Linked DNA regions of Homo sapiens: region 2 is linked to region 1. A link is a contact called in ENCODE Hi-C data. All regions are on one chromosome and are shown on one strand. Each heading gives the region's core, a stretch centred on a gene start or an enhancer-like site at or near the end of the contact. The rest is flanking DNA. Distances are from core to core; before and after follow the strand shown. Region 1 has its middle 110 kb from the start of NABP1. Region 2 overlaps CAVIN2-AS1 (CAVIN2 and TMEFF2 antisense RNA 1).

What was found. Hi-C counts contacts between places; a loop is a spot of excess contacts on that map. Pooled maps may share reads with other maps.
Region 2: a loop to region 1 is called in a pooled map, with 2.1 times the contacts of the local background. The contact joins two enhancer-like sites. A Hi-C loop is called at or near these places in 2 of 37 single-sample maps with no recorded cell type and 4 of 50 pooled maps.

Annotation. Positions count from the first base shown.
Region 1 is chr2:191,570,026-191,572,768 of GRCh38, reverse strand. No RefSeq gene overlaps it. Among named protein-coding and RNA genes, the nearest start is that of NABP1, 110 kb to the left of the region's middle. Within about 2 kb of position 1,493, at least 4 of the 41 ENCODE cell types and tissues checked have a DNase peak (open chromatin) inside an H3K27ac peak, as active enhancers do.
Region 2 is chr2:191,909,125-191,911,984 of GRCh38, reverse strand. The region is part of intron 1 of CAVIN2-AS1 (CAVIN2 and TMEFF2 antisense RNA 1); the gene reads right to left. Among named protein-coding and RNA genes, the nearest start is that of CAVIN2, 63 kb to the right of the region's middle. Within about 2 kb of position 1,349, at least 2 of the 41 ENCODE cell types and tissues checked have a DNase peak (open chromatin) inside an H3K27ac peak, as active enhancers do.

The sequences.
Region 1 (2,743 bases), core at 244-2,743:
GCTACCACTCTCCATTCTAATAAGCCAGTTTCAGTTGTACTAGAAAAGTCCTCTTGTCAATAGGAGAAGTCCCAAATTTTCCATCATCTGCATGCCTGACACCCGCATGGCCGACATGCCTTTAACTACCATTTATGGACCAGGTACTTTATATACCTAATCTCTAGTCCCTATAGCCACTCACAAATGTGCATATTACTATCATCGTTACTATTTGACACATGAGAAAATAGACTCATAAAGGTTAAATGACTCGCCTAAGGGCCCACAAGTGATAAGTAGATGAACACAGATTAGAACTTCTAATTACCAATCTTCTGTCTTATTTCCAAGCCTTGTGACTCAAAGACAAAGCTTGTCATTGCCACAATTAATGTTCAAATGCAAACGTAGACAGCATAGGATAATAAGACTCTGTGTCACTCACACTAAGGATCCAATGAGGAGAGCAATGGAGCCCCCATACCTGGTAAGAGTGGGGAAAGAAAAGGTTTCAAAGAAGTGAGTCTGAGGGTCCTAGGGACACAGTGTGCCTTCTCACAATTCTACCCAGGGTGGGGCGACTGAATTCTCAAAGCCTTGTCTTATTTTATCTCATGAGGCAAAAGCTCACTTTCATTCTAGGGCTTCAAAGGTAGCCAGCACATTTGAATTACCCAATTTGTCATAAAAATATTGTTAGGAAAATGCCCAAACTATCAAAGATGAATTAAATTTTTCTGGCAGCTTGAGTTGGACTCATGTCTCTTCTTTCATTTGATATGTTACTGCTTGGTTTTTCATGATCTTGATATCCTTGCTTAGAAACAACATTCTCAGACACCAGGTATCAAGTAAGGGTTCAGGCCCCACTGCCTGAGTTCAAATTTTCAGAGTTTGGAGGAAGGCAGCCCAAGGGTCACTGGAATTATAATAACTTAAGGGAAAAAAAAAAAATATATATATATATATATACCAAGTTAGGCTTATGGCTTCCTCCCTAACTACCCAATGGAAAGAGATAGGGAGTAAGATAACTAGATGACATTTTTGGTCATTGTTGTTCCTAAAGGTCAACGTTTCTTCAGCTCTGGTTAAATTTTCAGCATTCTTACTTCTGCATGTTCTGTCCAGCCCCTCCTATTCCTATAATTTTGAGGAAGTCACTGAGGGAAAGTGCTGACTCATAAAATTAGTGACTGGAAGCCAGTAAGTGACAGCACTTACAGGCAAGTTTGTATTAAAAATGTAATGATGTCAAGAAATTTCTCCAGGGACTTTGGCTTTTTATTGAAGTAAACTCATTTTCCCAGGTCTCACTTTGTTGCTTTTCATATTTGCAACTTTAATGACCAGAAAAAAAACCCCACAAAAAACCCAAAACGAAACAAAACAAAACAAAAACAAGCAGAGGAAGAAAGAAGGGAGGAGAGAGGGGGTGGGGAGAGAGAGTAAGAGAAAGAAATACGTGCATTAAAGAAAGGATTTGTTATCAGTACCCTCTTCTGGAAACACAAGAATGTAGCCTGGAATCGAGCTGTGGCATTTCTTTGATGAGAAAACAAAGAGATTTACGCTAGCAGACAGCGTCAGGCTTCCATGTGTCTGATGTTATTTGGGGTTGACATAATGTAGTAGAAAGAGCCCTAAACTTAGAAATCAAAAATTGTGGATTTAAATCCAGCCTTTGCTCCTAACCTTCTACGACCTCAATATTTAAATAATTCGGTGTTTTAAGTATAGTAGACCATATATCTGGATTAGAATCACCAGAGGCTGTTGCTAAAACTGCAGAATCCCAGGATTCACTCCACCATCAGAATCAAACGGCAGGAATAGGTATGAATCTCAATTTTAAACAATTTCCAGGGAAATTCTTAAGTAGTGTTCTGGCTTCAGTTACCTAATCTGTAGGTAGATAACTACAGATAACTGATGATTTTCTTAGATTAAGTGACCTATAATGCCCCTTACACATCTAACGCTTCGTGATCTTATAAAACAAAACAGAAGGAATGATTCCTCAATGGATTAACAAACTGTGATGGATCCATACAGTGGATTAATCCTCAGGAGTAAAAAGGAATGAATTATTGATACATGCAGCCACATGCATGAATCTCAAAATATTTATGCTAGGTGAAAGAAATCAGACAAGAAAAGATGATTTCATTTTCATAAAATCCTAGAAACCGCAGAGTAATCTATAGTCACAGAAAGCAGACTGGGGATGGGGCAAAAAGAAGGAGGTCTTACAAAGGGGGCAACTATGAAACTTTCGGGGTGAAGGAAATGTTCATTATCTTGACTGAGGTGGCGGTTTCCTGGGTAAGCACATATGTCAAAACTTGTGAAACCACACACTAAATCTCTGCCGTTTACTATAAATCACTTACCCCAATAAAGTTGAAAAAGAAAGAAAAGAAAAAGAAAAGAAAAGAAAGAAGGAAGGAAGGAAGGAAGGAAGGAAGGAAGGAAGGAAGGAAGGAAGGAAGGAAGGAAGGAAGGAAAGAAAGAAAGAAAGAAAAAGAGAAAGAAAGAAAGAAAGAAAGAAAGAAAGAAAGAAAGAAAGAAAGAAAGAGAAAGAAAGAAAGAAAAAGGAAGGAAGGAAGGAAGGAAAAGAAAGAAAGAAGGGAAGAAAGGAAGAAAGAAAGAGAAAAGAAAAGAGAAAAAAGAAAGGGAAGGAAGGAAGGAAGGAAGGAAATAGACTAGGATCTTGGGGAAGTTTGGATATCCATCTTCCTGGATATCCAAAAAGATTTCC
Region 2 (2,860 bases), core at 100-2,599, 340 kb before region 1:
AACTGCATCCTATGTCTGAGTTGATACTAGGGCAAAGATAAAGAAACACCCAGAAGACACAATAAACAAAAATCCAGCATCAGTAAGATAGCAAAGCCCAAGATGACTAAATGAAGCACAAATCCCTGAGCACTGCAAAACTCCTAGAGCAGTTATTGGATTTCCCTTAAGACATGGGGTAGAGGTTCTTAAGAGCAGCAGGTGATATCTGGATTACTACTCCTGAAGGGCAGGACCACGTCTTTGTCTTTGTGTATCACATAATGCCTCTACAGGCACTAGTACAAACCTCCTAGGAAGAACTTATGAAAGTTTGTTGAATAATTTATAATGGTGAGATGAAATCTCAGCTCCTAACTGCCAAATAGGGAACAGGGACTTCCCAGGGGCCTTCAAGTATGAAACACAGGAGCTGCTGTGTTTGCAGGTAACTGCCCCAAGACCCTGATTTGAGGGGCTGCTAGCCAGAAACTTCTTTATCGGTCAGCCCCAGATTGAGATTCCCACCACTAGGGATTTTGTGGTAGACTTAAGACTTAAGAGATCCAAAAGCAATGCCTTCATAACTAGTTCTCACAACCCAGCACAGGGAAAACTCCCATCACTGTATGAAAAGGTTTTCAAACTCAGTCTTAAAAGACTCATTATCGGCCGGGCACAGTGGCTCACGCCTGTAATCACAGCACTTTGGGAGGCCGAGGCAGGCGGATCACCTGAGGTCAGAAGTTCGAGACCAGCCTGGCCAACATGGTGAAATCCCGTCTCTCCTAAAAATACAAAAATTAGCTGGGCGTGGTGGCAGGCACCTGTAATCCCAACTATTGGGGAGGCTGAGGCAGGAGAATCGCTTGAACCTGGGAGGCAGAAGTTGCAGTGAGCCGAGATCGCACAATTGCACTCCAGTCCGGGGGACAAGAGTGAGACTTTGTCTCAAAAAAAAAAAAAAAGACTCATTATCTCATTTTTGTTATTTGAATTTGAAAACAGCAAAGAGCAACTTAGTAGTTCTTTGGGTTATGAGTGATGCTGAAGGCAGAGTCATCATGTCAGAAGAAAAAAAAACAAATAGTATTTTATAAAAGGTAAATATACTCTTACACAGAATTATTTCTGTACTAGTGAGATGATGTCTAAAGGCAAGTGAGGTTTCTGATGCTTAGTCAGTCTCTGATTCACTGAGCACATGCTATGCTATGCAGAGAAGGAAAATAATGTGAACAAGATAGAAGTGGTCTTGTCTTTGTGGTGATAGCATTATAATGCGAGATACGGTAAAGGGGAAATTATGACATGGAATTTATGACACAGAACAGGAAGTGTCATACTGGGGGAATATAGAATGAGAAGAGAGTTTGTAATCAGGGACTAGGTCAGATTCCAGGTCTAGGACAACCTTTGAGAAGAACTAACTTGTAACATGAGACCTAAATGAGGAAAAGAACATGCCAAGAAGAGTCAGTGAGAAGTTGGAAGAGTGTCCTAGAAAGAGGGAAAAGCATTTTCTGGAACAGAGAACCAGACTGAACACAGGGTCAATTCACCAACAAAGCACAAGCAACAAAAGTTCTATTTCTATTTTTCAATCTAGCGTTTTCAAAACAGATCAAAGTAAAAATCATTGAAAAAAAATCACTCCTTTCTTAGGCTGACTTACTGGCTGAAATGTATTTTACAGTCTTGAATTGTTTTTATTTTGAATCACAAAAGTGAGGTCCCACAGTCTTTTCAGTGCCTAGAACTGGTGGCAATATTGATAGTGGGTGATGTTTGCCGAATATCAGTTATACCCCAGCATTGCTCTGAGTGTTTTATACTCCTTGACTCATTTAAGCCTCACAATAATTCTATTATCATCTGATTTTATAGATGGGAAAACTGAGAGGGAGCAATTAAGTAAGCAGGCTGGGGTCATGATGTTATTAAGTGACAAAGCTGAAATTTGAACCCCTATAGTCTGGTGCCAAAGTCTGGGCTCCTAACTACAAACTTTGTACCCATATGTTGGGGAAGTGAAATAACTTCCCTATGGCTCGTAGACATACCTAAAAGTTGAGGCTAAAGAAAAATTAAGAACAATATCATGAAGGGTCTGATGAGCCCTATCAAGGAGTTGGAACTACTTCATGAGAGAATGAGCCTTTGAAGGTTTTTAAGCATAAAAATGACTATTTGGCTGGGGGCAGTGGCTCAAGACTTTCATCACAGCACCTTGCGTGGCCAAGGTGGGCAGAAAATTTGAGCCCAGGAGTCTGAGACTAGCCTGGGCAACAGGGCAAAACCCCCCATTTCTACTAAAAATACAAAAATTATCCAGGCATGGTGGCTATGATGGTTAATACTGAGTGTCAACTTGATTGGATTGAAGGATACAAAGTATTAATCCTGGGTGTGTCTGTGACGGTGTTGCCAAAGGAGATTAACATTTGAGTCAGTGGGCTGGGAAAGGCAGACCCACCCTTAATCTGGGTGGGCACAATCTAATCAGCTGCCAGCACAGCTAGAATATAAGCAGGCAGAAAAATGTCAAGAGAGAGACTGGCCTAGCCTCCTAGCCTACATCTTTCTCCCATGCTGGATGTTTCCTGCCCTTAAACATCCAAGTTTAATTGAAGACTCCAAGTTCTTCAATTGTGGAACTCAGACTGGCTCTCCTCACTCCTCAGCCTGCAGACAGCCTATTGTAGAACCTTGTGATTGTGTGAGTTAATACCTAGTAAACTCCCATATATATATTCCATATATATAAATACAATATATATATATAGTATATACCATATATACCATATATATAGAGTATATACCATATATACTATATATAGAGTATATATACCATATATACCATATATATGGTATATATACT